3 separate regions of the Homo sapiens genome follow, and regions 2 and 3 are each linked to region 1. Evidence: read pairs that join two places in POLR2A ChIA-PET (ENCODE). Cell type or tissue: CD4-positive, alpha-beta T cell. All regions are shown on one strand. Links, peaks and the distances in the headings refer to the core of each region. The heading gives the core; the rest is flanking DNA.

What was found. Peaks named below come from ENCODE experiments on the same cell type or tissue, not always from the same donor. Only the 100,000 strongest peaks of a DNase experiment are listed, where the experiment ranks them.
Region 2: POLR2A ChIA-PET joins it to region 1 with 17 read pairs; 6 of 35 experiments call an interaction of 5 or more read pairs at or near these places.
Region 3: POLR2A ChIA-PET joins it to region 1 with 11 read pairs; 4 of 35 experiments call an interaction of 5 or more read pairs at or near these places.

What each region holds. Positions count from the first base shown.
Region 1 is chr15:90,616,211-90,626,886 of GRCh38, forward strand. It overlaps CRTC3 (CREB regulated transcription coactivator 3), which reads left to right. Exons shown (of 15, transcript NM_022769.5): 8 at 1,673-1,758; 9 at 3,531-3,580; 10 at 9,566-9,783. CRTC3-AS1 (CRTC3 antisense RNA 1) reads right to left here. Exons shown (of 4, transcript NR_120372.1): 4 at 3,799-3,943. Among named protein-coding and RNA genes, the nearest start is that of LINC01585, 39 kb to the right of the region's middle. RefSeq lists an enhancer at 4,596-4,645. In CD4-positive, alpha-beta T cell, for the core only: CTCF peaks have their summits at 3,417 and 3,713; DNase peaks (open chromatin) are centred at 3,441 and 4,341; H3K4me3 peaks cover 1,067 bases; H3K27ac peaks cover 1,143 bases.
Region 2 is chr15:90,534,981-90,545,656 of GRCh38, forward strand. CRTC3 (CREB regulated transcription coactivator 3) reads left to right here. Exons shown (of 15, transcript NM_022769.5): 2 at 5,059-5,157. Among named protein-coding and RNA genes, the nearest start is that of CRTC3, 10 kb to the left of the region's middle. In CD4-positive, alpha-beta T cell, for the core only: no CTCF peak of the experiment used is centred there; a DNase peak (open chromatin) is centred at 4,991; H3K4me3 peaks cover 1,297 bases; H3K27ac peaks cover 2,909 bases.
Region 3 is chr15:90,556,929-90,567,604 of GRCh38, forward strand. The region is part of intron 2 of CRTC3 (CREB regulated transcription coactivator 3); the gene reads left to right. Among named protein-coding and RNA genes, the nearest start is that of CRTC3, 32 kb to the left of the region's middle. RefSeq lists an enhancer at 5,953-6,453 and a silencer at 6,725-6,854. In CD4-positive, alpha-beta T cell, for the core only: no CTCF peak of the experiment used is centred there; a DNase peak (open chromatin) is centred at 5,203; H3K27ac peaks cover 2,452 bases.

The DNA of each region.
Region 1 (10,676 bases), core at 649-5,648:
TGGGAACACTGACAAAGCATGGCCTGGTTTAGCAGAAATGACTGCTGCCCTGGTGGTACTGGACAGGTTGCCTGAAGAGCATTGTATCCTCCCCTTACCGTGCTGTCAAATAAGTTAGACCGCTACCCATACTTAATTCATTCTAGAAGTCCACAACTGCATTTATATCATCAGTTTTATTAAATACAAGATAAACTTATTTTAGAGTTTTTGTTTCAAAGTCTTTTCTCAAAATTTACTAGGAAAGTTTGGGCCCTGTGTCATGTGACTTCTTTCTGGGGTCCATTATTCTTGGGTACCCGGCCATCTTGTGTGGGGCTAAGACAGGATAGTCATGACAGTCACACTGGAGCTTCTGTGGCCACTGGAACTCAACAGCATTCCTGGTTCTGAGTAGTCACTGGTGTCCCTAACTTGGAATCCCCTTCCTGACATCAGATCACTTAACTCCTGAGGGCTGGCCCTTGTTTTCTGGTCTCTTTCTGAGAATAAAAAGTATTTACTTGTTCTGTGACCCAGCATTCTTGTTTTACCTGGCACGACTGAGAGAGTTAAAGCAGAAAGCCCTGGAATGGTCCCTTTATACAGGTTGTTTCATAGCATTAAAGAGCCAACAGCCGTCCCGGCAGCTGCCCAGCCTCAGATCCTCTTGGTTGTTGGTTCCTCTTTGTCCCCCATTTCCATCCCACAACCAAGGAGCTTCACTGCCACCATGTCTTCCAGCTAATACTCCTCTTCTCAATACTTTCCCCATTTCATCGTTGTTGCAGGTTCTCTCCTCATCCCTCTTCTTCCATTCTCTCCTTTGCCAAGCCTGCAGAGCCCCCCTGCCCTGGCCTCAATTGTCTACATTTTACTTCCTACCATCCCCTTGACTCAGCCTACACTCCAGTTGAAAAGAGTTGCTCCACTCTTACCTTCCCCTCTCTTGGAATTCCCTTCTCCTGTGTCTCTAAAGGGCTCCCCCCAGTGCCCAGCTCCAAAGCCCTCCTGGCCTCTTCCTCTTCTGCACTTCATCTCTCAGCAGCATCATACCCTCGGCTCTCTCGGGCTTCCACTCGTTTTTTCCTTCAGTGATCGTTATTTATGTGTTGCCCTTATCCACTGACTAGATTACACATTCGTGAAAGGTTGAATCCATGTCTTACTCATTTCTGCAACTCCCACAGTAGTGCCCAAAGTGGCTTCCCTAGTAGACAGTCCATAAATGAGTCATTTTTGTGTGTTAAATAAGTCAAACATTTTATTTGTTAAATCAGTTTTTACAAAGATAATTTGTTCAGCCAAAGGTAGGTAGGATGGATGCTTTCTCTTTTTGTTGTTGTCTTTGTTTTTTTGGGACAGGGTCTTGTTCTGTTGCCCAGCCTGGAGTGCAGTGGCACCGTCATGACTCAGTGCAGCCTCAGCCTCTCAGGCTCAAGGAGACCTCCCACCTCAGCCTCCCAAGTAGTTGGGACTACAGGTGTGAGCCGCCACACCCAGCTAATTTTTAAATTTTTTGTAGAGACGGGGGTCTCACTATGTTGCCCAGGCTTGTCTCAAACTCCTGGGCTCAAGCGATCCTCCTGCCTCAGCCCCATAAAGTGCTAGGATTATAGGCGTGAGCCACCGTGCCCGGCCTGGATTCCTGCCTTCTCATGCAATGACTGTGCTGCTTTTTTTTTCCCTTTAGTAGCATCTTTCCCTGGCCCATTGAAAGAAGAGAATCTGTTAAATGTTCCGAAGCCACTGCCAAAACAACTGTGGGAGACCAAGGAGGTGGGTGAACAGTACTCAGCTATGTTTGTTGTCACTGAATGTTTGTACTTAGAGGTCATTGAAAAATCCTGCAGAGGTGAAAGCAAGAGGAACTGGGGGAAAAGGAGAAGATTTGTCTGAGAACAGAGATAAGAATATACAAGGGAAGGACGTTTCAAGTAAAAATTATCGCGCTTGTGTCAATGAATTAGCACATTGATCTCTTGGCTTACTAATTTTCATATGAATTGACTTATTTAAAAAAAAAAAAAAAACCCTGCTAAGTCCTCCATATCTTATTTGTTTTGCTAAAAGCTCTGAAACCTGGTTGTAAGTCATAGGCAGATTTTTCTGTTTTTTTAGCCAGCACTTTATACCAGTCTCCAGCTTCTGTCCAGAATTACTGGTATACCAGATAGCTCTTTTTAACTCAAGGGCATTTGACCTGAGTCCTCCAAGAGTCAGTAGACAAGTCATCTGTTTTACTATGATTTCCATGCGCCTTTGAGAATTTGTATCTAAAATTGTGCTAGCTGACCTCCACCTCGGCTCTCTAAACCTCACCCACTGTGGAAGAAAGGGGAGGTCCCACGGTACTTGCCTTGGCCTTTCTTCCCAGAGGGAAGCTGTGTTGACTTTGAAAGAAAACAGTTAATCTGTTCCAGCCCTTAAGGATGCTCTATTGCAATTGTTTGTATTGCCTGTGTACTTAACTATCCCCACCTGTTTAGGATCCCTTTGGCCCAGTTCCATTTTCTTCTGCCAAGTCTACCAGAGTCACCATTAGCATTAGTTGTCTTAAAAGGCTTTTTGTAAAAGCAAGATGTATTTGATGTTTAATCATTTGGGAAGTAAAAAAGAGATATGATTTAAAATTTACATATTTAAACACAGGAGAAGCAACCACACTGTCTTTTGGCTGTGAGAGGCACATGTGGTTGTGGAGGCTTTTATCAGAGGATAACTATGTCTTCTCCACCAAAGAGGGCAGTGGTGTGCCCTCCTCCCTGAGTACCAGGGACTGGTCTCTGGAAAGAGATGTTCATCTCCCTTGGTTCTTGTGGATTTGTAATACTCATTCCTGTCCGTCTGGAGCTTATATTCTAGTTGAAATAGCTTAGTTTCTTCTGACATTCATTTCTTTTTTCACCCTGCTTTTTTCTTTTATTTATTTCATTTCCTCTCAAGCCAATTGGAAAAGAAATGTTTATTTAAAAGCTCTATGTCGTCCAGACCCAGTGGCTCATGCCTGTAATCCCAGCACTTTGGGAGGCCGAGGCGGGTGGATCACCTGAGGTCGGGAGTTTGAGACCAGCCTGGCCAACATGGTGAAACCCCGTCTCTACTAAAAATACAAAAATTAGCCGAGTGTGGTGGTGCATGCCTGTGATCCCAGCTACTCGGGAGGCTGAGGCAGGAGAATCGCTTGAACCCAGGAAGCGGAGGTTGCTGTGAGCTGAGATGTGCCACTGCCACTCCAGCCTGGATGACAAGAGTGAAACTCCGTAAAAAGCTCTATGTGTAAAACATTGGTCTTTTAATGTTAATCCAGAAGGTAAATTGATAAGGCATCAAATTAGGAAAATGTATTAATATTATGCCTCCCTTAGGCCTGGAAGTTTGAGTTTAAAAAAGTCATGCCAAAACCTAAAAGGCTGCTGTGTGAGGACTCTGTCGACACGCAAGCTCTCACTTGCGCCCACTAGAGCCTCAAGGTCCTTACGAAGACACTTTTCAAAAACTTGAATTTGGCTTTACAGCGAGTAAGCCCAGCTTTCATTGTCTCTTCTCAGATTCAGTCCCTGTCAGGACGCCCTCGATCCTGTGATGTTGGAGGTGGCAAGTAAGTAATATTCTTTCTGTTCGTGTTTCAGGGACTATCCTGAAGGTTTTTCCCAAAAGTCTCGCTGCTTTGTTACAGAACTCTCAGAAACGTAACTTGCTATGCATAAATTGAAAGTCAACTGCATTTTCATAAAAACAGCCACTCTCTTTTGATACTCATATTTCATCTGTTTAAACTAATTAAATTACATGACTATAATAACAAACAAAACTTACATAAGTATGTTTGAGAATCACACAACTGACTCTTGGTAAATACACAACTCTCCGGGTAGAAGCAGTGTCAGAAGCAGAAACGTGCAGGAATCGAGAGGAGCCTACCAGCCCCGAGCTGTGGCAGGCTGTGGGCATCGGTGACATCCTGGCCAGGGGAAAAGGGAAGCATCAGTTCACCTGGCAGCTTAATGGCACAGAAGTTAATTAAGAGAGTTTCTGTGAATGTACTTAATGTCACTGAACTGTACACACAGAAATGGTTAAAATGGTAAATTTTATGGTATATTTATTTTACAACAATTTAAAAACATAAATGGAAGATAAATATATTTTCCATTTGCAATACAAAAAAGTTTCTATGAAACCATTAATTTGTTAGTGGATTTAATAGTATGCAACTTCACTCCCTAAAAGGTTTGAGACAACTTACAAAAATATAGTACAAGCAAATGAAAAAGGAAGTTCATGAGGAAGTTGAGTCTAAGAGAGAACGAGGAGATGAGAGAGATAATGAGGCCCTTGCCTTAACAGAAACTGCCTTGGGAGGGCCGGCTGGTGTGCTGCGTGGGACGGTACAGACAGCTGCTGGGGAGGTTCACAGAGAGGACCCCTTGGAACTCGATGGGCTGTGTCCTGAGAGAGCCCCAAGGAGGCTTCCTGGGGCTGTTTATCATAGTGTCCGTGAGAGCAGTCCCACCACTTGGAACTGAAGCCAATTCAGAAACAGCAAGGCTGCAGGGCCAAAATAATGTGGTTTGGAAATGGGATTCTTGCATGATCTGACTTAGTACATACAATCACCAGTGGGTCAGTGGGTGAACTAAATCCACTTCAAGCAGTCATTGAATGTGATTTCCCCCAACAGAGCTTCCTGTGAGTATCTCACAGCAGCGCAGTCAAGGCACTCTCTACTGAGTACCTGGAGCTCAGACATTCTTTCTGGCAGGTTAAACGTAAACTCAGGTGATTTGCTGAGCTGCGCCACGGGTTGATGTTTGCTTCAGAAAGTGGGCAAGCCTGCCAGGACGCATGCCCAACAAAAGACAGGCCGCCGAGAGGTGCAGGACATTCCCATGGAAGGGGCAAGCTTTTCCTCAAGGGAGTCTCCCTCAACCTAGTCTGGTTCAGGGGCTTCCTGGTAAAATGGAAATTTGGAAACAAAAACAAAAACAAAAACAAACATTTTCCTCAAGAATCAATTTTGGCTTAACCATCAGATAACCTTCAGGCTCTGAAAGCCTAACATTATAGAATTGGGCTGCAGTACTTTAGCCCTCAAGAGGTTTTTGTTGTTGTTGTTTAGTTAGTTTGTTTGTATTTATTTATTTATTTGAGATGGAGTATCGCTCTGTCGCTCAGGCTGGAGTGCAGTGGCATGCTCTTGGCTCACAGCAACCTCTGCCTCCCAGGTTCAAGCGATTCTCCTACCTCAGCCTCCCAAGTAGCTGGAATTACAGACGTGCACCACCATACCTGGCTAATTTTTTTATTTATAGAAAAGATAGGGTTTCACCATATTGGCCAGGCTGGTCTTGAACTCCTGACCTCAGGTGATCCACCCACTTTGGCCTCCCAAAGTGCTAGGATTACAGGCATGAGCCACCATGCCCAGCCTGTTTTGTTTTTAAAGATAGATAGGGCCTTGCTATGTTGGCCAGGTTGGTCTTGAACTCCTAGTCTCAAGTGATCCTCCCAAAGCACTGGGATTACAGGTGTGAGCCACCATGCCTGGCCAACCTGGAGAGTTTTAAAGCAGGTGTTTCTTAGGTAGAGAAAGTTGCTTTCTTGCTCTTACTTTACAGATAGAATTCCATTCAGTGACTTCTAGTCATGCAGATATTTATTGACCCCCTAATTCTTGGCACTGGGTTAAACAATGAACAAAACAGATCAAGTTCCTGCTTTCGAGGAGCTAATAATCTAGTAGAGCAAGATGGGCAGAAACAAATAAGCAAAGCACAGCAAAAGTCATGTGTGGGTAAATGCACTGAAGGAGACGCAACTGTGGCAGGTGGACAGGCAGCCACCAGCGGGCGTTGAGGAAACCTTTCTGATAGTGTGAAGCGACGCAGAGAGGGCTCCAGGCAGCAGGAACAGCAAGTGCAAAGACCCCAAGGCAGGAGTGGGCCTGGAGTTCAAGGAGGCTTGTATTGCTTGGATCTGACGCAGAGAAGATGGGAGTCGTTAGAGGGTCTTGAACCGGGGGGCGCATTACTTTCCTTAGATCAGTGGTGACTCCGTTAGGTAGTAACTATATTTGGAAAGGAACCACCTGTATTTCTCCCAGCTGCAGAGGAATTGTGTGAACGTTACTAATGACCTGTTTCACAGTGGTCACATTTTTTCCATCCTTGCTCTGTGCTGTTGGACGCTTCTCCCTGCCGCGCCCCTGCTCTCTCTGCCTTCACTCCCACCTGATCACCCATGGATCTTTCTTCTCAGTCAGAAAGCCCATCTGCTGTCACGTTGAGGGCTCTGAGGTCTCAATTTTATTTTTCTAGTCCTTGATCTTTAACCCTATAAACAGTTCCATACTTCCAGCCATCTAAGACAAAATTCAGGCTGGGCGCAGTGGCTCATGCCTGTAATCGCAGCACTTTGGGAGGCTGAGGCAGGCCGATCACTTGAGGTCAGGAGTTCAAGACCAGCCTGGCCAACATGGCGAAACCCTGTCTCTACTAAAAATACAAAAATTTGCTGGGTATGGTAGTACATGCCTGTAATCCCAGCTACTCGGGAGGCTGAGGCAGGAGAATTGTTTGAACCCGGGAGGCAGAGGTTGCAGTGAGCCAAGATCGCACCACTGCACTCCAGCCTGGGCGACAGAGCAAGACTCTGTCTCAAAAAAACACAAAATAAAATAAAAAGACAAAATTTATATTCAGTTTTTCTACAACCAAAATGAGCCTTCTTCCTCACCCTCCGGTTGGACACCTCTCCTGCTGCCTCATTTCTTTCCAAAACTCCACAGTTCGCCCAGTCCTACTTTTACCAAGAAAAGTGAGGCGAGGCTGGCAGGAGTGAGTGCTCAGCTCTCTTCTGCCACTGATTCCCCCGTCACCACCCTTCTCTGGTCCTAGGGACACCGAGGTCCCTCCTAGTCAGGCCGGCCACTTTACCACTCCCTGGCCCTCCTCCCGCTGGATTTGTGGAGGCCTTTCTCTGCTAGTTAACTGTCCCTCATCTCCAGAATTCTCCGCCATGCTTTCTGAAAGCATATTTACTCTCAGGTGTTCCTTCCTGCTTACCCATCATCAGCCCACCATGCCCTGGCTGCCACCTCTGCTGTTCAGTGGAACCTTGAGAATGTCGGTTGCCTCCTGTACGTAACTGAGAGAGAAATATCCCTGCTGCATGTCTTCCTAGTGAGCAGAAACTCAAAGCCAAAATAGAATTCGTGATCTCATCCATACCCCTGCCCTCATTCCCAATCTGCTCACATCTTCAGTGTCCCCTGTCTCAGTGAGGGGCTCCACCAGTCCCCAGGCTAAAGGCCCCAGAGTTGTTCTTGAGTCCTACTTCCCTGTCTCTAGAGTCTAGCCTGCCTCTCCCTCCCTGCGCTCGTGGCCTCCTGCTGGAGCGTTCAGCAGAGTCATAGCGGCCTCTCCACCTCCAGGCCTGCTCCGTGCACCCCAAGACCCCTTCCCCAAGTCTGTTAGCCACGCTGTCCTAAGAAAAGCTGATACCTCTCCCCCACCACACTGCCCACCCCGCGTCCAGCCTTCCACTGGCGTCGTGTCAGCCTCTCATCAGTCCCAGCCTCGGGTGCTCTCTACCTGCTTTTCCACTTCCATCTCCCACCACTAACCAGCCCTCCTAAACTCAACCTCCCGTGGTCTGAATCCTCACAGTTCTGAGGGCACACCATGTGGTCTCACACCTCCCTGCTTTTGCGCATGCTGTGAGCTTTGCCTGAAATCTTTTTCCTGACTAGATCACCTGAGTTCTTTAGCCTTTAAACTAAGCTCAGATGTCCTCCAAGGAAGCCTCCCCAGGTCAGCTGGGCTTCCCTCCACATGGCCTCCCTCCAGGCTCTATCACTGCACTACTGAATTGTATTATGTTGCCGGTTATGCTCCTTATGGCTCAGTCTCTTGAAGCCCTGATGCCAGTGGCTGGCCCCTGGGAGGTGCTCTGCTGATGTGTGCAGGAGGGAATGAAGTGTCCTCAGGATTCGTGACTTCCCTCTGCTCCTGGCTGGTGGCACCTTCTCCCGCATTCTCCTCCGCGTCACCCTCACTGCTCTTTTCCTATATCACCCCTGGACCACTGCAGGTGGTCCTTCTAATTGGTTCTCCCTGCCTCTCCTTCTGCCTGCTGAGGCCATCCTCCACACTGGAACCACAGTGACATTTCTGAAACGCCATTCTCCAGCTTAACCTGGCCTCCCTCTTTCCACAGTCCCTGATCCAGACTCCTGAGAACAGCACATTCTCTCCCGCCTGCCTCTCCCTCCCCATGTGCCACCCTCCCTCCTCACCCTCTGCCCTGACACCTGACACCTCAGCCATGCCCAGCTACTCTTAATTCCACGCACACACTGTGTCACATCCATGGCAAACCCGTCCCCTCCACAGCCCATCCTGACATGGACAACTCCTGCTTTTTTGCTCCCGGTGTCACTTATATGCACTGGTTACACACACCCCTTCTCAAACCCAGCATAGCGCGCTTCCTGCCACGTTGCAGTTACTTGCTTTCCCAGGCTGTCTCTCCTGCCCATCTGTGAATTCCAAAACAAGGTCCTCTCAGACCTGGCTAGCAGGCCCCTCCCTGGGGCCCCGCCCTTGAGAGGGCTTCATTCCCAAAGGGAACGTACCACCAGTGTATACGCACTAGGCCTGGGGGGTGGCTAGAGAGTCAGCAGGGTGTGGACAGAGTTTGGCTGCATAGGCTGGGATAGCTATGTGCGTACTGCAGTACAGAACAGAACTAGGGGGAAGAGAAGGGGACGTGGACTGAGGGCCAGGCTGTCTCCCTGTGCATTCTGGCACAGAACTCCAAGAAGTCTGAGAATTCTACATGTAAATCTGGCTTCACAGGCTATTATGAAGGTATAATATGTCAGGATAGACACATAGAACAAAGTTCATGTAAGGGTTTGTTCATTTGATTTATAACTTTTAAAAATGGAAACAGATGGTATGCGGGCCTTCTTTTATACTCTTGCTCCAGGCCTGTACATTTCAGGAGTAGGCCTGACCCCGGCGGACACACTCGCCCTGCTTGTTCATCATGGTGCCGCCAACATGCGGCCCGCTGCCTGGCACACAGTGCCTAGCCCATAGATTGTGATGAATGAATGGCAACATCTCTTTGTCACTTTAAAGTTTATGAAGACTGTAATTTTAAAAATATATCTTGGAAGGTATATTGGAAGGTAGCTAGTTACTCAGAGATACTTTTTCTGGTAGCAAAGATAACTTAAAAATCTAGCAAAAAGAACTACATAAATAGCAGTGCCTCACATTTTATAGAGTGGTTTATAATTTTCAGAATACTTTTGCATCCATAATCTAATCTGGTCTTGATTATTCTAGACCCTAATCTAGTATTCCTGTAATGTGGGCACAGGTAGTGGGTGAGGATATGTGTTTCGGAGAGGTTAAGCCGAGCACCAGTGTTCTCAGAATCAGAGAGGCCGCACCAGGACCTCGGTCTTTTGTAGCCACTGCTCTTATTTGACAAGGAAAAGGTTTCAGCCATGTTTGGTTTCCCAACAGCCAAATACATTGTAGAAAGTCATTCTTAATCTTTCTTTTTTCAGTGCTTTTCCACATAATGGTCAAAACCTAGGCCTCTCACCCTTCTTGGGGACCTTGAACACTGGAGGGTCATTGCCAGATCTAACCAACCTCCACTACTCGACACCCCTGCCAGCCTCCCTGGACACCACCGACCACCACTTTGGCAGTATGAGTGTGGGGAATAGTGTGAACAACATCCCAGCTGCTATGACCCACCTGGGTATAAGAAGCTCCTCTGGTGAGTATCTCCTGCTTAGCAGTGACCTGGTGGCTTAATCATAGGTGGTCCCCACCCATGTGGCCTGTTCAGTGAATCATTGAATGAGAATGACTGCATCCCAGTTAGAGATGATAATGTACCTTCTTGTATCTCCTGACCCTGCGGACATTTTTCTTGGATGTTTCTGTTTCTCCTGGGTTGATGAATTTGGGGCAGCTCTGCTGAACCTCATTCCTTATCATCCTCACTCGCTGCTCTATCCAGGGACTTGGGGAATAAGATATGGGAGCCAAGAAATAAGCATCCACTCCGTGTTGGCTGAACAGTATTAGTGGCTGTCATCAACATATGATAATTTATAATTTAGGCCATCTCTCTGGATTCCTTTCATTTTCCATTAGATTTCTAAAGGCAATATTCTGCATTTTAGAAAATTTACAGTGGATATGATGAAAATATTTATACTTAATATCTGTGTGTGAAGTAGAAATCCCCCACAGTTCCAGTTAAAGATGTAGCATTAGCTATATAAAGATGCTACCCATAATGGGACTTGGGTGTTACTCTCTGGGTTTGATTGTCCACAGCTCAGACCCCATATTGAAATTATGACTACATTTGTTTGAAGCCTGACACTTTTTTTTTTTTTTTTTTGAGATGGGGTCTTACTCTGTCACCTAGGCTAGAGTGCAGTGGCACGATCTCAGCTCGCTGCAACCTCTGCTTCCCAGGTTCAAGCAATTCTTCTGCCTCAGCCTCCAGGGTAGCTGGGATTACAGGCATGTGCCACGATGCCGAGCTAATCGTTTTTGTATTTTTAGTAGAGACAGGGTTTCACCATGTTGGCCAGGCTGGTCTCGAACTCCTGACCTCAAGTGATCCACCCGCCTTGGCCTCCCAAAGTGCTGGGA
Region 2 (10,676 bases), core at 2,209-7,208, 80 kb before region 1:
GAAACCCCGTCTCTACTAAAAATACAAAAAATTAGCCAGGCATGGTGGCGAGTGCCTGTAATCCCAGCTACTCAGGAGACTGAGGCAAGAGAATCGCTTGAACCTGGGAGGCGGAGGTTGCAGTGAGCCGAGATTGTGCCATTGCACTCCAACCTGGGCAACAAGAGCGAAACTCCGTCTCAAAAAAAAAAAAAAAAAAAGAAAGTGAACCATGAGGAGGGCCTAGGAGAAGCCAAAGGAACTAAGGAACTACACCATTTGAAAGGGAGGTGGAGGAGCTGGCCAAGAAGGCTTGAAGAGCAACCAGAGGGGCAGGAGAAAGCCAGGAGTACTCTTATGAAGAGGAGGGAATGCCGACCAGCTGAGCCTAGTGCTGCTGACTTGGTCTGACACAAAAGATGTGTCCTTTGGTCTAGTCATGTGGAGGTCATCAGAGGAGGTCATCAGTAACCTCGGTGAGAGATGCTGTATTCTCAGGGTGCTGGGTGAAAGGCTAATTGTGAGACGTTGAGGAGTGGACGGGGGTGGGGAATGGAGATAGGGTTGGAAACTTATTCCAGAAGTTTGGCTGTGAAGAGCAACTTGTGTTGAGGAACCAGAGGACTAACTCAGCATATCACCCTGGAGTGTTGATTGGACTTGAATATTTGCGCAGACTCATTATTTTCATGTGAAAATAAACCAATGATAAGACATAGATATGTCATAGATTAGCGAGCTCTCAGGATGGAGGAGAGAGAGAAGATGGAAATATTAGGTTTGGGCTAAATATTGAGGACTTTCCTTTTGCGAGGCACTGTAATCCCTTTCACATGTTGTTATCTCACATAGTCCTCAAAATGAGCCTATGGTGTGTATATCTGGAATTTTCCTCATTTTTGTGGATGAGTAAACTGAGGCTTAGAGAGGCATGGTTGCAGAGCTGGTAAGTGGTAGAGCCAGGGTTTGAATCTAGCTATCACAGTGAATGTCTGTATACTTAGCTACTTTAATTTCCCTCATAAGGATCTTCAGCTGCTTTTACTCCCTGCTGTAAGGTATCAGTATCATTTGTTGAAAAGACTTTTCTTTGCCCATTGAATTGCTGTGGCAATTTTGTTGCAATCAGTTGGCCATATAAGTGTTGGTTTATTTTTAGACTCTTTTCTGTTCCAGTGATTTGTATATCTGTCTTTTTGACAATAGCACACTGTCTGTATATTATAGCTTTATAATAAGGCTTAAAACCTGGTAATTTAAGTCCTCTAACTTAGCTCTTTTTGAAAATTGCTCTGGCCAGGTGCCATGGCTCATGCCTGTAATCCCAGCACTTTGGGAGGCTGAGGCGGGTAGATAGCTTGAGCCCAGGAATTCTAGACCAGCCTAGGTAACATGGTGAAATCCGTCTCTAAAAAAAAAAAACGAAAATTAGCTGGGCGTGGTGGCGCGTGCCTGTATTTGGGAGGTGGAGGTTGCAGTGAGCTGTGATTGTGACACTGCACTCCAGCCTGGGCAACAGAGACCCTGTCTCAAAAAAAAAAAAAAATTGCTCTGACTATTCTAGGTCATTTGCACATCCATAAATTTTAGAATTATCTTGTCAATGTCTCTGAAAGGACCCGCTGGGATTTTGGATTGTAATCGTGTTGGCTATTGTGAGACTTTTCTCAAAAAGGAATTAATGAGGCCTGGATCTCATTTCCTGTAGGCATTAAAGAAAATTCCACTAAGATGTGTGACTGTAGGCCAAAGGTCACTAACTCAGTAAGTGAGGCAGGTAAGGAAAATGAATGGAGGGGCCAGGAATGAGATGATCATGGCAGCTGATCCTGGGCCATCGTGAAGGGATAATAGGGTACAGTGAGGACTTGGCAAACACGATCTAAGGGGGTGGCCTCTTCTCAGCTTCATCCAGCGATGCCATGCAAGAACATGGGTTCAGTGTTGTCTGATCTTTCAATCAGGAGAAGTTGGAAATCCATATTTTTATGCAGTGTCCTGATTTTTTCAATTGAAATTTAATACACTGAATGGGTCAACATCTGGTGGGTAAACAGAACACTCTAGGTGAAATGTGGCCTATGGGCTGCCAGTCTGTGACCTCGGCCTTAGGCTAATCATTCTTTGGTTCACATGTTCATCATCTGTAAACATGAAGGTGTTGAAGACAGTCTCAAAGTTCTTTTTCTAGCTCAATGAGTCTAAATTTCAAAAGAGGAAAATGTCAAAATAACTCAGAGTTTGAAGAGGTAGCTGAGATCAGCAATAATGATAATATCTTAAGTTGACCAGAGCTTTACATTTGACATACCACTCTTGTGTCTGTGTCATTTAATCCTCACTTTATCTTGTGCAGGAGGCGTCAGAGTTGTTTGCCCAACCACACGGGAGTTGCAGGTTACAAAGTCACATCATCCGATTCCAGGTCCAGTGCTTTTTGTTTTTTTAGAGTCTCGCTCTGTCGCCCAGGCTGGAGTGCAATGGCGCCATCTCGGCTCACGGCAAGCTCCGCCTCCCGGGTTCATGCCATTCTCCTGCTTCAGCCTCCTGAGTAGTTGGGACTGCAGGCGCCCACCACCATGCCTGGCTAATTTTTTTGTACTTTTAGTAGAGACAGGGTTTCACCGTCTTAGCCAGGATGGTCTCGATCTCCTGACCTCGTGATCCGCCCGCCTCGGCCTCCCAAAGTTCTGGGATTTACAGGTATGAGCCACTGCTCCTGGCCTTTTTTTTGAGACAGAGTCTCACTGTGTCACCCAGGCTGTAGTACAGTGGCATGATCTTGGCTCACTGCAACCTCTGCTTCCTGGGTTCAAGCAATTCTTCTGCTTCATCCTCCCAAGTAGCTAGGATTGCAGGCATGCACCACCACAGCTGGCTAATAGTTAGTAGAGACGGGGTTTCACCGTGTTGGCCAGGCTAGCCGTGTTCTTTTTTAACAGTCTTTGAAGGCTTCGGAAATAGGTGCTTTGGGAGGGAGAGCAGTTATGGGGGATTGTGAGACGGCCTTCAGCTCAGTTGAGGGCAGGTCCCTATCTGGATTTATAACTTAGTTTGGTTGAAGTGTCAAGGCTTTTGGGTAAGAGTTGAAGCCTTTGTGAGAACTCTCTGAAGGCAGGAACTTTAGCATACATTCATCTTAGTAAGCCAGTGCCTGGCATACTACCTGACACACAGTTAAGTTTTTGTATCAGTAAATCAATGGATAAATTGATCCTTCAAAAAAGAAATCAAAGGCTTTAAATCAAGATGGCTGAGAATTTTGTCCAGAGAATTTCAAGAATAGTCAGATGCTTCTGATAAGTACTTTTAGAATGTTAAGATTGAAAGCTGAGAGACTTTATTCCTATAACTCCACTCCTAGATGGAAAAAACACCATGTCGTCCTCCTCATGTTTGACTCTGAGATTTGGGTTTTGATTAATAGGTTATAACTGTCTCCCTGTGCAGTACATTTAAGAAATCAAATACAGCAGGTATAAGGGAAGTTAAAGCCACTGAAGGATTTCGTATGCCTTTAAAATTTCCAAACAAGTATAAGTCTTTATCTTTTGAGAATACATATTGAAATATGGAGTGATACCATGTCTGAAATTTCTGTCAGTGAGGCACTGCGGGTAGTGGAGAGGGTAAAGATGAAAGATGATTGTATATAAGTTGGTAATTTTTAAGCTAGAAGATGGATAGATGGGGTTTCATTATACTTGTCTTTATTTCACATATACTATTTGAAATCTTTCATAATAAATGTAAAAAGGAAATTATCAGAGAGCTTCATAGGTTCAACAATGCTTTTGGTAAACCAAACTTCACCTTTTTTTTTTTTTTGAGTTTGTAATTAGTATGATCATCGAGGGAAAGATGGGACAAAGGAAAAGAGCATGGCAGAAATGGGCATATGGGCTTTGAGGCTGACAGCCGTGGCTCAGCCTCCTGCTAGCCACGTGGCAAGTCACTGAACTTCCGAGTCTGGGTCTCCAGGTCTGTAACAGCAGGAGAGTACAGTCTCATTTGCATGGTTGTGGGGAGGATTAGGGATGAAGTGGGCCAAGTGTCCGAGAACAGCACCTGGCCCATCCTAGGGGCTTAGATCTGGTAGTGTTTTATTATTGTTAGAGACAGAGAGTGATGAAGGGTAAAAATCTGCCCCAGGGCTCTCGTCTATAACCCTTTCTTCTCTATATGAATTATAGTGCCAAGGGTTATGTAACCATGGAGCTAATTTATTATTTTAGAAACAGAACTCTTAAAGACCAGATCAGACCACTTTGAGATTTACAAGAACTGTAACCAGTTTATTGCTTTTTGAAAAATGAAGTAAGGAAGAACTTACAAAGAAAAGCATATTAAAATGGTGGGATGCCATTTTATACCTATTGAATTGACCTCCTTCCTTACCCCAATTAATGGTAATATCCAATATCAATGAGTTTTTTTGGTGAAACTTTTCTCATATGTATATTATAAACTCTTTGGGAAAGCATTTCGGCAGTATACGTTGAGAGCCACCAAAAGGCCCATATCCAGAGATTTAGTAATCACCCTTTGGAAGGTGTTCTAAGGAAATAATTCAGAAGAACTGTTATATACCCACTAAAAATTACTCTGTAATAGCATAGAAAAGGCTTATGATGAGCATGCTAGGTTGTACCTATCTTATGATCACAGCTATGCAGTTCTTACCATAAATGTAAACGGAGGCTGGAAAAGAGCATGAAGAAGGGAAAACAGCTAATGTGTTAGGGTTGTGGATAGTAGCTTAGTTTTTCTTTCAGAAATTCTTTTATTGTTGTTAAAGATTATGCCAGTGTATCCAAACATACACACTCAAAGACCTTGCAAGAGGACGTTACTATCATGGTATATGGGACATTTGGAACATGGGTAAGCTCTTTCCGAAAATAGAGTAATCAAAACCCAGAAAGCACCGGAAACCTTGAGGGTGTGATCACTTACGTCGAGAAGAAATTGAAACAAGACTTTCATTCTTGAACCGTTCCCCTACAAAATACTATACTTTGATGCTTCTTTAGATCTTTGCTGTTACCTCTCAGCGTTCTTAAATCACTTTGTTTCCAGGTTCAATTTCAGAAGCTTCAGCAACTGCGCCTTACACAGTACCATGGAGGATCCTTACCAAATGTGAGCCAGCTGCGGAGCAGTGCGTCAGAGTTTCAGGTACCTCCAGATATGTACTTTCTTGAAGCTGAATGGAGTGTAAAAAATAGACAAAGATTATCACTAAAAAGATGAGATCTTGAAGGATAAGCTGGGCCTAGGTACAGTTCAGTCTTCTTTTGGAAAGTCCATTAATATTCTCTCTCATAGTTTCTACAGCATACGATAGTGTTATTTCACAAATGGCTGAAGGCAGCACTGGCAAGTAGAATTATAACACAAGCATATGTAATTTAAAATGTTCTAGTAGCTACATTAAAGAAGAAGAAACACGTGGGGTTAATTTTAATATCTATATTTTTCAAAATGCAGCTTTCTCATCTATAATTTTAATATTACTTAAATAAATGTTTGGCTGGGCATGGTGGCTCACACCTGTAATCCTAGCACTTTGGGAGGCCAAGGCTGGCAGATCACCTGAGGTCAGGAGTTCGAGACCAGCCCGGTCAACATGGTGAAACCCCATCTCTACTAAAAATACAAAAATTAGCTAGGTGTGGTGGCTCACAGCTGTAGTCCCAGCTACTTGGGAAGCTGAGGCATGAGAATCGCTTGAACCCAGGAGGCGGAGGGTGCAGTGAGCAGAGATCATACCACTGCCCTCCAGCCTGGGCGACAGAGCGAGACTGTCTCAAAAAAAAATAAAAATAAAAAAATAAATATTTAATCCAATATATCCAAAATATGATCATTTTAACATGCAATCAGCATAAAAAAACTGAGAAATCTCACATACTTTTCTGTGTACTATGTCTTTGAAATCTGTTGTGTATTTTATACTCAAAGCATACTTTAATTTGGACCAGCCGCATTTCACTAGTTTCATGTGGCTGGTGGCTACCACATGGCTCAGTGCAGGTGTAAGACACAGATAAGTAGTCTGTATTGCATTTAGATTACTGCAGTGTCCTCGGGTGCTTTCATCGTTCACATCAGTGGAAAGCCTTGTTCAAACCAATGTGGAATTGGTGTTTCAGACAATGGTATATGGCACTATTGTTAAGACCTGAATTAGACCTGCTTAGATATCCCAATCTGTGAAACATTAGGAGCCTGTCATTCTAATTATGCAATTTAAGATTCGGTGTTAAAGTTGAGATATAAACTTTAAGATGAAGCATTAATTGATTGTTTGGATGCCTGACCATTTTAAAAGCACTGTCTTATTTCTTTGTGGTAGAAACTGGGTTCACTTTTTTGATGATGTCAAATAAAGCCAAATGTATTATTTAAGTTGGGGACTTCCATTTGAGAGTGCTGATAGGAACTCCAAATATAATGGTGATTAGAAAAAGTACTACATGAACATATTTGTACCCTATTGCACCGGAATCTTGTCTTCAATATAATGACAATGGACTCTTTACCATATTACTGCCTGTATTAGAGATCTACCTTCATATATCAAACTACCTTATATATTAACCCACTGGGTTATTTAGTATCCAAATAACATAGGTCTCTGCCTTATGCGGGATTTCATACTTCAGGAAATACAGCATTGTGCAAGTTTGCTGTGTCTGAGATCCCAATTTTGTGCTACTTTATTGTCAACTTTAGAGGAATATAGAATTTACTATGATGTTCCCCTCCGGTTGCATTGGGGAATGGGATAAAATGATAATCCTTGGCCTTCCCAGGATTCTTTTTTTCTTTTTTTTTTTTTGAGATGGAGTCTCACTCTGTCGCCCAGGCAGGAGTGCAGTAGTGCAATCTCAGCTCACTGCAACCTCCATCACCTGGGTTCAAGCATTCTCCTGCCTCAGCCTCCTGAGTAGCTGGGATTACAGGCGTGCACTACCACGCCCAGCTAATTTTTATATTTTTAGTAGAGATGGGGTTTCACCATGTTGGTCAATTGGTCTTGAACTCCTGACCTCAAGTAATCCACCCACCTTGGCCTCCCAAAGTGCTGGGATTACAGGCATGAGCCACCGTGCGTAGCCCCCAGGATTCTTTTCATACTGTTTTTGTTTTGTTTTGTTTTGTTTTTCTTTGCAACAGTCACAAACTTACACAATACTTGGAAGTATAGTCCACTTAATTTTTTTTTTTTTTTGAGACCGAGTCTCATTCTGTCGCCTAGGCTGGAGTGCAATAGCGCGATCTCAGCTTACTGCAACTTCCAGCTCCTGAGTTCAAGAGATTCTTCTGCCTCAGCCTCCCAAGTAGCTGGGATCATAGGCGTGCGTCACCACGCCTGGCTAATTTTTGTATTTTTAGTAGAGACAGTGTCTCACCATGTTGGCCAGGCTGGTCTCGAACTCCTGACCTCAGGTGATCCGCCCATCTCGTCCTCCCAAAGTGCTGGGATTACAGGCATGAACTACTGTGCCCTGCTGACATAACTTTTTTTTCACTTGGGAATAAGTTCCTGACCTGATGCCCCATCACCCCCTAATATTTCACTGTGTTTTTCCTACAAGCAAAGACGTTGTTCTATATAACCAAAATACAGCCATCAAGATAAGAAAATTAACAGTGATCCATTATTACAATCTGATCTTCAGACTGCATTCACCAAATGTCCCCCTGCTGTCCTCTGTAGCAAAAGGATTCAGTTCAGAATCACATGCAGTTATTGCCTGCAGTCTCCTTCAGTCTGGAACAGCTTTTCAGCCTTTTATTTTTGACATTAATTCAAGTACTCTTAACGTTTGTGATCCTGTCACATTTGAAGATTACAGGCCAGTTTTTTTGTAGATATAACCCCTCAATTGGGGTCTGCCTAATGTATCTTTGTGATTTGATTCAGACTATGCATCTTTGGCAGGAATAACGTAGAAGAAGTGAGGCTGTTATGGTATCACATTAGGGACATGATTTTGATGTGTCCTGTTAATGATGATGTTCTCTTTTATCAATTAAGGTGGTGTCCACCAGGCATGGTGGCTCACACCTGTAATCCCAGCATTTTGGGAGGCTGAGGCAGGCAGATCGCTTGAGCTCAGGAGTTTGAGCCAGCCTGGGCAACATGGAGAGACCCTGTCTCTACTGAAAAAAAAAAAAAAAGGCCAGATGTGGTGGTGCACGCCTCTGGTCCCAGCTACTTGGGAAGCCGAAGTGGGAGGATTGAGTGCTTGAGTCCAGAGAGCAGAGATTTCAGTGAGCTCACATGGGGCCACAGTACTCCAGCTTGGGTGACAGAGCCAAACCCTGTCTCAAAAAAAAAAAAAAAAAAAGGTGGCCTGTCTGTCAGGCTTCCCCATTTAAAGTAACTCTTTTCCCCTTTGTAATGAATAAATATTTTGCGAGGAGATACTTTATCCTGATCTTCATTAAACTTTCAATCTATACATTCATTTTTTATCTCTCGGTATATGGTTTTATGATTTTCTATTTTATTCAATCTATTATAATCTATTATTTTATTTATTCATTTTTGAAGCAATGAAAGCACAGATTTATTGAAATAAAAGTATGCTCTACAGAGTAAGAGTGGGCTTGAAGCGCAAGCTAATCTATTATTTTTATTTTGATCTTCACATTCTCCCCAATTAGGCTGGTGGGAGCCCTCTTCCGAACTGAGAAAAATTCTTGAAAAACTGAGGAGAGTCCCAGAGCACAGATTTTTTTTAAGTAAATGTTTTTGAGGTATTATGTAAATACAATATAATTTATACCTTTTTTAGGTATACAGCTCTTTGCCATATAATCACCACCACAATGAAGATGTAGAATAGTTCCATTACCCCAAAAGGTTCCCTTGTGTCTGTTTGTAAGTATTCTCCATCCCCCACCTCCAGCCTCTGGAAACCACCATCTGTAGTTTTGACTCTTCCAGTGTCCTATTAGTGGAATCAAATGTCCGTAGTCTTTTGAGTTTTTCTCTCACTTAGCATTTGAGATTCATCTGGGTGGTTGCGTGTGTTAGTTTCCTAGGGCTGCTGTAACAAAGTACCACAAACTTAGTGCCTTAAAACAACAGAAATTTATTTTCTCATGTTCTCATGTTCTGAGTCCAGAAGTTGGAAATCAGCATGGTGTCAGCAGCACCATGAATGCTCTGGGGAAGAATCCCTCCTTGTCTCTTCCTAGCTTCCGTGGTCTGCGGCAGTCCTTAACTTGTAGCTGCATCACTTACTCTCTGCCTCTGTCATCACACGACTTTCTTCATTGTTTGTCTGTGTCTGTGTTTAAATCTTCCTCTCCTTTTTCTTATAAAGAACTAGTCATTGGATTTAGGGCCTACCCTAATTCAATATGATCTCACCTTTGCTTGATTACATCTGCAAAGATTCTGTTTTCAAATAAAGTCATATTCACAGGTTCTGGGGCTTAGGACTTGAAGATATCTCTTTTGGTGGCCATAATTTAACCCACTACATTGCATTGATCAGTAGTTCATTTCTTTTTATTGCTGAGTAGAATTCCATTCTATGGATGTAGATAATTTATGCATTCATCAGTTAGTTGATGGGCATTTGGGTTGTTTCCACCTTTTGGCAATTATGAATAAATATTCTATAAACATTCACATACAGTTTTTATGTAAGTAGCTAGTAGTGGAATTGCTAGATCATACAGTAAGTGTATATTAACTTTAGCTTTATAAGAAATCGCCAAGCTGTTCTCCAAAGTGGCTCTACTGTTTCACATTCTTACCAGCAGTGCATGAGAGTTCCAGCGACCCTGTATCTGCTCTAGCACTTGGTATTTCAGAGTTTCAAAAAAATGGTGGTTAAAAAACAGAACATAAAATTTACCATCTTAACCATTTTTTAAAGTAGTTTATTGGTATCTTCTAAAACCATTTTTAAATGTATAGTTCAGTGGTATTACATACATTCATATTGTGCAACCAATCTCCAGAATTTTTTCATCTGACAAAACTGAAATTCTATGCCCATTCAATAAGAATTCTCCATGTTCCCTTCCCACCAGCCTCTGGCAACTACTGTTTTTTCTGTCTCTATGACTTTGACTATTCTAAGTGCCTCATATGAGGGAAATCATATACTATTTGTCTTTTTTGTGACTGGCTTGTGCTTAGTATAATGTCTTCAGGGTTCACCCGTGTTATAGTCTGTGACATGATTTCCTTCCTTTTCAAGGCTGAGTAACATTTCATTGTATGTGGATGCCACATTTTGTTCCATTCATCCGCTAATGGATACTTGGGTTGCCGCCACCTCTTGGCTATTGTGAATAATGCTGCTATGAACATGGGTGTGCAAATATCTCTTCAAGGCTCTGCTTTCCATTCTTTTGGGTACATACTCAGAAGTAGGATTGCTGAATCATATGACAATTGTGGTTTTAATTTTTTTTTTTTTTTTTGAGACTGAATCTCGCTCTGTCGCCCAGGCTGGAGTGTAGTGGCGTGATCTCAGCTCACTGCTGCCTCCGCCTCCCAGGTTCAAGCAGTTCTACTGCCTGAGCCTCCTGAGTAGCTGGGTTTACAGGCGCGCCCCACCACACCTGGCTAATTTTTGTTTGTTTTTTTTTTTTACTTTTGAGATGGAGTCTCACTCTTTCGCCCAGGCTGGAGTGCAGTGGCACGATCTCGGCTCACTGCA
Region 3 (10,676 bases), core at 2,193-7,192, 58 kb before region 1:
GAATTATTCTCTTTATAATCACCACATGGCTATATATATATATATATATATATATATATATATATATATATCTTTATAATACAATATGAAAAATAAATACATTAATCAAATTATCAGACCGAGCTTCTACAGATGTTTGCCCCTTACTTGCTTTAATTTTAAAAGTTCTCTTTGGCAGGAATGTCTTATACTCTAGCTAGGGAAGAAAATGTGTAGAAAACAATTTTAATCAGTGTCTGGGAGTCTGAGAACAAACTTAGCAAATTTAGCTTAGAACAATCGCAAGTTTAGCTTAGCATCTTTCCTTAACCTTGTACTTCTAGGTAGGACCGCCTACACTGCCAGCACCCCCTCACAGTCTAGGAGCAGCTTCTCTCTCCCCCACATTTTGAGCTGTTCCCCTTGAGGTTGCTTTCTCGCCCTTTGCTGACAGGGAGGTGGTGGTAGCTGCATTTGTCTCCCATCTGGTCCCCAGAACGTTTCTTGCTTTTGTTTTACAGTCTTGTGACAAACTAGCACGCCCCCTTCCTATCTCAGGGCCTGGCTTCCCCAGCCCCCAACTAAGGTCTCAGACACGTACAAATGGTGCCCCTCTTTGAGGGGCTCGTACATCTGCACATCTGGACCTTTCACATAGTGATCTGTTAAAGGCATAGAATCAGCCTGTAATATGCTGAGATCACCCTGGTAATATGGTGGAGTACAGACAGAGCCGGGTCTGTCTGGTTTCTGGCTCTGTAGCCTTTTCCCCTGGGTCTCCTGGGGCCACTTGAACCTGACTAGCCAGCCTCTCACCCATCTCTAGGACCCAGCCTGAACTGAGGCAGAGGGACTGAGGCTGCCTCACACTCTGTAATTTGGCCTCAAGTCACCATTGCTGGCCTTGTGCCTCAGCTCTGATAACTGGACTCTTGTCTGGCTCCTGCGTGCCAGAATCCCATGGTAACCTGCCTCGTTTCCCTGTGCCTTGTTTTTATCAGCCTGCCTCCCAGGGATTGAAATCGTGCCCTGAAACACAGTGACCAATGCACTTTCCTGATGTCAACCACCCCACTTGCCTTTCTGATTGGATTCCAGAGTACCTTAAATTTCTCGTTGTTCTGCAGTGCCTGTAGTCAGGAAACCTCTGTTCTGGACACTTTTCTCTGTAAATGACAACTTAGTTCTTCCAGTTACTTGTGCCAAAACCTTGGAGTCACCCATAACTCCTTGCATTGTCTCACATCCCACAGCTAAGCCTTCAGCAAATTCTTGGTTCTGTTTTAAAAATGTATCTAGAATCTGACTACCCTGGTCGGACCCGTTATCATTTTGTCCCTGGATTCTTGCAAGAGCCTCCTGACTGGGCTTCTGGCAGAGGAGTCCTGTCTTCTTTCAGTATATTCTCAACACTGCCACCTGACTGATCCTTTTAAAATATGAGCCAGATTATCTCACTCCCCACAGTCCTCCAGCGGCTTCCCGTTTCTCTCAGGGTAAAGGCAAAGTGCAAAGTGCAGGCAGTCCCTGTAGGGCCCCCATCATCTCTGCTCTTAGCTGCTTACCACACATCTCTCCAACACCCTCCTCACTCACTCCATGCCAGCCACACTGGCCTTTTTCTCTGTTCCTTGAACCTTGCTTAGGATTTCTCTACCAGGAATGCTTTTTTTCCAGATATGTGAATGGCTTACTTCCTCACTTCCCTCAGCTCCTCACTCAAATATCACCTGTCAGGGAGGCCTTGCCTCTCTAAAATCTAAATTCCCTCCACCGTCTTTCCTGCTTGATTTTTCTCCTCAGCACTTATCACGATCCAGTATACTATATATATATATACATATACACATTTATTTTTTTTTGAGACTGAGTCTTGCTCTGTCGCCCAGGCTGGCGTGCAGTGGCGTGATCTCGGCTCACTGCAACCTCCACCTCCCGGGTTCAAGCCATTCTCCTGCCTCAGCCTCCTGAGTAGCTGGGACTACAGACGTGTGCTACCACGCCCGGCTAATTTTTGTATTTTTAGTAGAGACAGGATTTCACCATGTTGGCCAGGATGGTCTCGATCTCCTGGCCTCAAGTGATCCGCCCGCCTTGGCTTCCCAAAGTGCTGGGATTGCAGGTGTGAGCCACCGCGCCTGTCCTACTATGTATTTTTATTTATTTATCTCTTTTATATTCTGTCTCCTCCAAGCCCCCTGGGAGCAAGGGTGCTTTGGTTCACTGCTGTATTTCCAAAGTCTAGAGCAGTACCTGGCCAGGGTATGAGTTCCATAAATATTTCTTGAATGAATGAATCAAATAGTTGAGTATTAGCACTATTCTGAGAATTTTGTATGTATTATCTCATTGAATTCTTACAGTAACCTTATGTGATGGTACTTTTATGACTCCCATTTTACAGATGAGAAAACTGAGTCTTAAGAGGTTAGGCGACTTGCCCAAAAGGACCTGAGCCACCACACAAGTATTCCACTAGAGCAGCAAGTTAGAATAAACACAGACTTTATTATTATCCAGATTTATGTTCAAGTTGCAGCTCTGTCAATTACTGGTTGAATTAAAACCTCTCTAAACTTTAATATCCTTACTTATGAAATAATTATTCTACCTCCCAGGTTATTGGAAGAATTAGATGAGATCATGGGTGCATTATTTTCATGTATATTTTCCTGATTGCTGGAAAAGTTGAAATTTTTTCATTTTGTGGTTGTTTGTTTGTTTGTTTGTTTTTCGAGGCAAGGTCTCACTCTGTCAGTCAGGCTGGTGTGCAATAGTGTGATCTTGGCTCACTGCAACCTCTGCTTCCCGGGCTCAAGTGATCCTCCCACCTCAGCCCCCCAAGTAGCTGGCACCACCGGCGCATGCCACCACACTCGGCTAATTTTTGTTACCCGGCTCATTTTTATGTTTTTGGTAGAGATGGGGTTTTGCCTTGATGGCCACGTTGGTCTCGAACTCCTGGGTGCAAGTGATCCATCCGCCTTGGCCTCCCAAAGTGTTGGGATTACAGGCGTGAGCCACCATGTCTGGCCTTTTTCATGTATTTACCGGCCATTCTGGTTTCCTCTTCTGTGAATTTCCTGTTCATAACCTTTTCTCAGTTTTTTTTCTTATCAAATTGTAGGAGTTCTTCGAATGTTAGAGATACATGTTGTCTTATATGTTATAAATAGCTTTCCTCATACCATCATTTGTTGTTTGATGATGTTTTTTGGAACCTTCTTTTATTCATCTAGTTAGCGCTCCAGGTTTGGTGGTTGATCAAATACTTGAGAATAGGGATTTATTCATTCAGCTAGTATTTGTTGAGGGCTGGAACTCTGTGGGATGTCCATTCAGTCAGGACACCTCTAAATCCTGACTTCCAGTTTACGTCACTGATGATGGCTCTCATCCTTGGTTCTACCAGATTCTTGAAAGAGAATGTGTTTTCTCAGAGCCAAGTAGACCCAAACATTTCCCAGACTTTGGCCACATAATCAGAAATTTCAAAAGAGTTCTGGAATTTGTGGGCTTAGCTCCAAGTTACCAGGCATCCGTTGTCTTCCCTGTGGGCAGAATTCGCTTTTAGCTTACTCCACCCTCCTCAGCTACGCAGCATGATTGGGGCAGACGATGAATACTTCAGATATCCCCTGTGGGGTTAACTCCAGAGGCAGCCTCAGAAACTAGACACATAATTCATATGGTCAAAACCTGGCAGGCTCTTCTGAAATCGTGTGACTTCCTATCAGGCCACCAGCTCTGCAGATCCTCAAAGGTCTGGCTGTCAGAACAATAGGGAATGAGAGCAGCGCCCAGATGCTGCCTGCTGGAGCTGCAGGTCCTGTTTGAGTCTGAACAATAAAAGTCCTGGAATGAATTACCAAGGCTCCTGATTGCACCCTGCAGGTTCAGGTTTAGTTTGTGGAGATGTCTCACATAAGAACTGTCTTGTAAGCCGCTTGGGGGGTTCAACAAAATTGGTCAACAAAATTTAATACCATACAAGCCCTTTTCTTGATCAAGCAATTTAGTAAGTCTCTGTCATAAGTCTCTATGACCTGCCATCCAATATGTCAAAATAAACAAAATTTTCATGTTGATGGTCACAAGTGCAGTCCCTAGAGTGGGGATCTGGTGACCACTTCCACCACTAACTAGCACTGGATCGTAGACAAGATCGTTAGTCTCTCTGTGTCTCAGCTCACTCATCTGCAAGATGTGGCTACTAATAGTACCTAAGATAGAGCTATTGGGAGGATTAAGTTAGGTAATGCATGTAAATCCTTAGAATAATGCCCAGCACAGTTGTTGTTCAATACATATTGCAAAGTTCCTAGTATAAACTCCCTGTTGCAGCCTTCTAATTTGACTTCAATAGATTGTTGGTACCATTTGCCTCTTTCTTTGCAGGTATCCTACCTAGGCCTAGAGAACTAAGCTTTTGCTGTTCATTATATGAAGCTTCTTAAATGTCATACAGGCTAGTTGCATCCTACTAATTCTTCACAGACTAGATAAAAATACTTTTGCTGAAGTCTTAATCGGCCTGTCCTGAAGTCAACCAGGCTGTATGTTAGTGCCTTGACTCAGTGCAGCTTTCAAGAGAGGCAGAAAGAATACCCACAGAGAAGGCACATGTGGGCGGTGGCAGTGTAGGACCAGGAAAGAAGCTAGGTCTCTATATTCCCTCGCATTTTGAATCTGTGTTAAATTCAATCATATTAGTATGAAGCAATCCTCTTACCTATCTCCTTAATCCAGCCTCTGACTGCCAGCTCACAAAAGAGGGAGAAGAGGCACTACATTTAAAGTAGTGATTATCTCTAACTAGAATTTTAAGTCCCTACATGTTTTGGCTGTAGAACCAGCCAAAGTTTTGTTCCAATTCCCTACAAAATTTCACAATAGTCAGGAGTTAGAATTGGTCCCTATGTTATGAAACAGCTAGTTTTTATACTTTAAACTTAAAATGAAGCTTTAGTTGTTTATTATTACTGTGGATATTTTCCAAGAGACAGAATAACATCTGTGGAAGATTCTACACAGGCCTTGATGCCAGACATTGTAATTATTTCCCTGCTCAAAGGCAATAGTCAGTGCCTCAAGGAACTCCCTGGCTATAAGCAGTTGGCTGCCTCGACAACAGATAGCTAATGTCTTAGCTCTTTTCTGTCTCTACCGCCAGCCTCTTGGGGATGTGACTTGAGAAAGCTCTCCCCTCCCCATTTTCTCCTGTAACCTCTTTGGAGGAAGTCACCAGGGTAACCACTTTCTTTTATGCTAGTTTTCTTGAGTGCAAGGGAAAACACTTCCCCACAGACATATGACAGAAGTTTAAGAGTGGTGAGGAGAAGAACACGAACAGTTACTGAGTACCTGAGCTATGCTTTGTGTACCTGATATCATTGAGTTCCCACATCAACCTTCTGAGATAGGCATTATCATCCCCATTTTACTGATGCTTAAACAGTAACATGCCCAAGGTCACACAAGTGGCAAGTGACAGTCAGGACTCAAACCCAGGTTTATCTTTCTCGGGCCTTTGCTCTTATTTTGCAAATTAAGCAAGTGTAGACACACAAAACCAATTTGTTTTTACCTAGGAAACGTGTTTTATGCTTTGTTTTTCTCAGTCTGGATAGATGCCGTTTTCTAGTCCCCTGGAACCATCGTATGCCCAGTTTAGTACCACTTTTGTTTGGTTTCTCGTCTTAGAATATATTCTGCTTATTCACTCCCCCGGCCACCTGAGAAATCTTTTTACTACTTTTAGTCCAAATCAAACTTTCCTTCCCTTGACTACCTAGGAAGTCTCTCCTTGGGTGAGTCTTAACTCGCCTGAACTGAGAGTCTCACCCTGGAACTTGGTTAAGAAAGGCCAGAGTTGGGAGGCAACAGCCTGGATGGAAGAGGGGGGTCAGTTGACACTGGAGGGGGCAAGCCAGACCAGCCGCAAGCAGGAGCCAAAAGGTCAGAAAGCCAGTGAGAATGGGGTGGGCCAACAGGAGCAGACCAGGCCACACAGGCTGTGACTCCCCCTTGCAGTGGCTGCTGGGCACTGGCCATGCCTGTGCTTGTCTCTCTCAGTATCTCTTACTCTGCCATCTTGTCATTCATGAAATTGCTCAAGAGACGCTTTCTACCAGTCCGTGCCTGCTTAGTCTCCGAGAAGTTTTGGGGGTTCATTTAGAATTAATTAATTTAGAACTAGCATTTAAAAGTTAAACGGGCTGGGCATGATGGCTCATGCTTGTGATCCCAGCACTTTGGGGGACTGAGGCGGGTGGATCACTTGAGGTCAGAAGTTTGAGACCAGCCTGGCAAACATTGAGAAACCCTGTCTCTACTAAAAATACAAAAATTAGCCAGATGGAGTGGTCAATGCCGGTAATCCCAGCTACTCGGGAGGCTGAGGCAGGAGAGTCACTTGAACCGAGGAGGCGGAAGTTGCAGTGAGTAGAGATCACTCCACTGCACTCTAGCCTGGGCAACAGAGTGAGACTCTGTATCAAAAAATAAATAAATAAATAAAATAAAAATAAAAGTTTTAAAACAGCTTATAAACTTGAGTTAAAATATAACTCAAGTGAAGCAGAGAGAAGAATATTAAAGGGGAAACATTTAATGAGGAGCAAAGCATAGCCTTGACCGAGCTTCTGCTAAGAGCGGATGGCTCTCACTTGGCACAGACATCTTTCTGTATTGCACTACTTGCCCTGGCAGAGGCATCAGAACTGTTAGAACCACAATGGACTGTGCAGCACTTTTCATGCAACACTCCCCCTTTAAGGTTAGCCAACCGAGAGCAAGAAAAAATAGGTAATAAGCTCAACATTACTCAGCTAGTAAGTGGCTGGTACAGGAATCAAGTTCTGCTTACTTAGTCTGAAGGTTTTCAGCCACTTCATACCATTTGATCAACATATTTGCCCTTTGTTTTTGAATGAAATAGAAAAAATAATTTCCTTCTTTCCTTCTTTCTTCCCGCCTTCCTTCCTTTTTTTCAAACAAAATTACTGCCATTTATATTAGTGTTTCTACCACTTCTATCATGACCACTGCTGGCAAAAATGTACTGAACTTTTGCTGTGCATCAGGCAATATGGCTAACTAAGGCTTTGCATACATCATTTACTCTTTCTAGTAACCCCAGAGTAGGTACTATTACTGTCTCTATTTACAGGGAAGACTGTGGAGGCCAAGAAGGATTAAACAATTTCCCTGCATCACACAGCCAAAAATGGTAAAGCCAGATTTGAAGTCCAGGCTCTTTGATTCTGGAGTTCATGCTAGTAACTACCAGCTCTCCGTCTGGCAGTGTTTTGTTCTTTTGTTGAATTACTAAAACAGAACTATTTTCTCTGAATGCAGAAGTTGAAACCTGTTGAGGAAATTCAACCAGAGTATTTCTTGAAGAAAAAAGAAACCATTTCCTGATTTCTTTATTTGTTAACCCTATGACATCATTAGGGTTGGTAGTAGCTGCTCCTTTGCCTTCACACACAAGAAAAAAGTGTGCAAATAGTTCTTAGGAACTACTGAAGCTGTTCAGAGGACCAGAAGCTAGACCCTCCTCTATTATTTTCTCTGCCCTACGTCTGGCCTTTTTAGCTTGTGGAACTTATCATCCCCGCCATCCAGTAAAGGCTACAAAGGCCCCGAGACTAGTCCCTGCAGTTACTACTGATGTTCTTTTCTTGCTTCTCATCTGCTTTTACTACCAGTTCTGTCTTGCCCATGGTCAAACCATTATCTCTAAAACTCCACCTTCTAAGCTACCTCTGACCCTTCGAATTTGCCATGGTTAGAAAAATCAGGAAAATAGGAAACCTAACCAGCAAAGAAACATCTGGGAGTGTATTTGTTGTCACTGTAAGCAATGACACATAGATTAAAACAATAAGATACCATAGGCAGGAATGGATAGAGTATGGACTCAAGAGTAAGGCAGCTTGGGTTCAAAGCCTGTCTCTACCCATTACAAGCCTTGTGTTCAACAATTTAACCAACCTTCCTTCCTTCCTTCCTTCCTTCCTTCCTTCCTTCCTTCCTTCCTTCCTTCCTTTCATGGAGTTTCGCTCTTTTTGCCCAGGCTGGAGTGCAATGATGCGATCTTGGCTCACCGCAACCTCTGCCTCCCGGGTTCAAGCGATTCTCCTGCCACAGCCTCCCGAGTAGGTGGGATTACAGACATGCGTGACCACGCTGGCTAATTTTGTATTTTTAGTTTTTAGTAGAGACGGGGTTTCTCCATGTTGGTCAGGCTGGTCTTGAACTCCCGACCTCATGTGATCCACCCACCTCAGCCTCCCAAAGTACTGGGATTACAGGTGTGAGCCACCGTGCCTGGCCAATGTAAGCTTTCTAAGTCTCGGTTTCTTAATCTGTAAGGTGGGGATAATAATAGTAGCACTTCACAGTGTCGTGAGGATTAAACGAGATAATGTATACGAAGCATCTAACACTGTACCTAGAGCATATAAATGCCAATAAAGGCTAATTATCAAAGTCATAACTTAGCCTTTTTACCCATTAAATTAGGACAAATTTTTGAGTGATATTCAGTGTTGGTGAGTGGGTAATGCAATGTGCTCTTGTATACAGGCACACCTTGTTTTATTGTGGTTTGCTTTTTCTGCTTTACAGATACTGTGCTTTTTACAAGTTGAAGGTTTGTGGCAAACCTGCATGGAGCAAGTCTATTGGTGCCATTTTTCAATGGCATGTGGCTCACTTCATGTCTCTGTTGCATTTCAGTAAATCTTGCAACATTTCAAACTTTTTCATTATTATATCTGTTATGGTGATCTGTAATCGGTGATCTTTGGTATTACTGTTGTAATTGTTTTGGGGTCCCGTGAACATCACCCACATAAGTTGGTGAACTTAATCAAGAGAAATGTTGTGTGTCTTCTGACTGCTCCATTGATCAGCCATTCCTGTGTCTCTCCCCCTCCTTGGGCCTCCCTCTTCCCTGAGATAACAATATTGAAATTAGGCCTCTAAGTGTTCAAGTGAAAGAAAGAGTTGCATGTCTTTCACTTTAAATAAAAAGCTGCAAATGATTGAGGTTAGTGAGGAAAGCATGTTGAAAGCCAAGGTAGGACAAATTCTTGAAGGAAATTAAGTGCTATTCTGATGAACACACAAATGATAAGAAAGTGAAACAGCCTTATTTGCTCATAAGGAGAAAGTTTAAGTGGTCTGGATAGATCAAACTAGCCACCACATTCCCTTAAGCCAAAGGCTAATCTAGAGCAAAGCCTAACTCTCTTCTGTTCTATGAAGACTGAGAGAGCTGAGGAAGCTACAAAAGAAAAGTTTGAAGCTAGCAGAGGTTGGTTCATGAGGTTTAAGGAAAGAAGCCATCTCACCCAGGCGCAGTTTCTCATGCCTGTAATCCCAGCATTTTGGGAGGCTGAGGTGGGTGGATCGCTTGAGGTCAGGAGTTTGAGACCATCCTGGCCAATATTGTGAAACCCCGTCTCTACTAAAAATACAAAAATTAGCCGGGCATGGTGGCGTGTGCCTGTAGTCGTAGCTACTTGGAAGGCTGAGGCAGGAGAATTGCTTGAACCCAGGAGGCGGAGGTTGCAGTGAGCCGAGATCATGCCACTGCGCTCCAGCCTGGGTGACAGACCAAGACTCTGTCTATTAAAAAAAAAAAAGAGGAAGAAGAAGCCAACTCCATAACATAAAAGTACAGGATGAAGCAAGAATTGCTGCTATAGAAGCTGCAGCAAGTTATCCAGAAGATCTGGCTGAGGTCATTGCTGAATGTGGCTGCACTCAGCCACAGATTTTCTTTCCTCCTTTCTTTTTTTTTTTTTTTTGAGACAGAGTCTTGCTCTGTCGCCCAGGCTGGAGTGCAATGACACAATCTCAGCTCACTGCAACATCCACCTCCCAAGTTCAAGCAATTCTCTTGCTTCAGCCTCCCGAGTAGCTGGGATTATAGGTGCCCGCCACCACACCTGGCTAATTTTTGTATTTTTAGCAGAGACAGGGTTTCACTATGTTGGTCAGGCTGGTCTCGAACTCCTGACCTCAGGTAACTCACCCTTCTTGGCCTCCTGAAGTGCTGGGATTGCAGGTGTGAGCCACCGTGCCCAGCCTGCATTTTCAACATAGATGAAACAGTCTCTTTTGGAAGCAGATGCCATCTAGGACTTTAATTCCTGGCTTCAAAGCTCCAAAGGACACTTCGATTCTGTTGTTAGAGACTAATGCAGCTGGTGACTTGAAGTGGTTTCAAAATCAACGCTTATTACCATTCCTAAAATCCTAGGGCCCTTAAGAATTATGTTAAATATACCCTGCCTGTGCAGTATGAGTGGAATAACAAAGCCAGGATGACGGTACATGTGTTTGCAGCATGGTTTACTGTACATTTTAAGCCCACTGTTGAGACCTACTGCTCAGAAAAAAAAGATTCCTTTCAAAATATTGCTGCTCAATTCAGTGCTTTTTCTTGGTTGATAAAAAACAAACAACTAAAATATTACTCCTGGCTGGGCTTGGTGGCTCACATCTATAATCCCAGCACTTTGGGAGGCCGAGGCAGGTGGATCACCTGAGGTCAGCAGTTCAAGAACAGCCTGGCCAACATGGTGAAACCCTGTCTCCACTAAAAATAGAAAAAATTAGCCGGGCATGGTGGCGCATGCCTGTAATCCCAGCTACTCGGGAAGCTGAGGCAGGAGAATTGC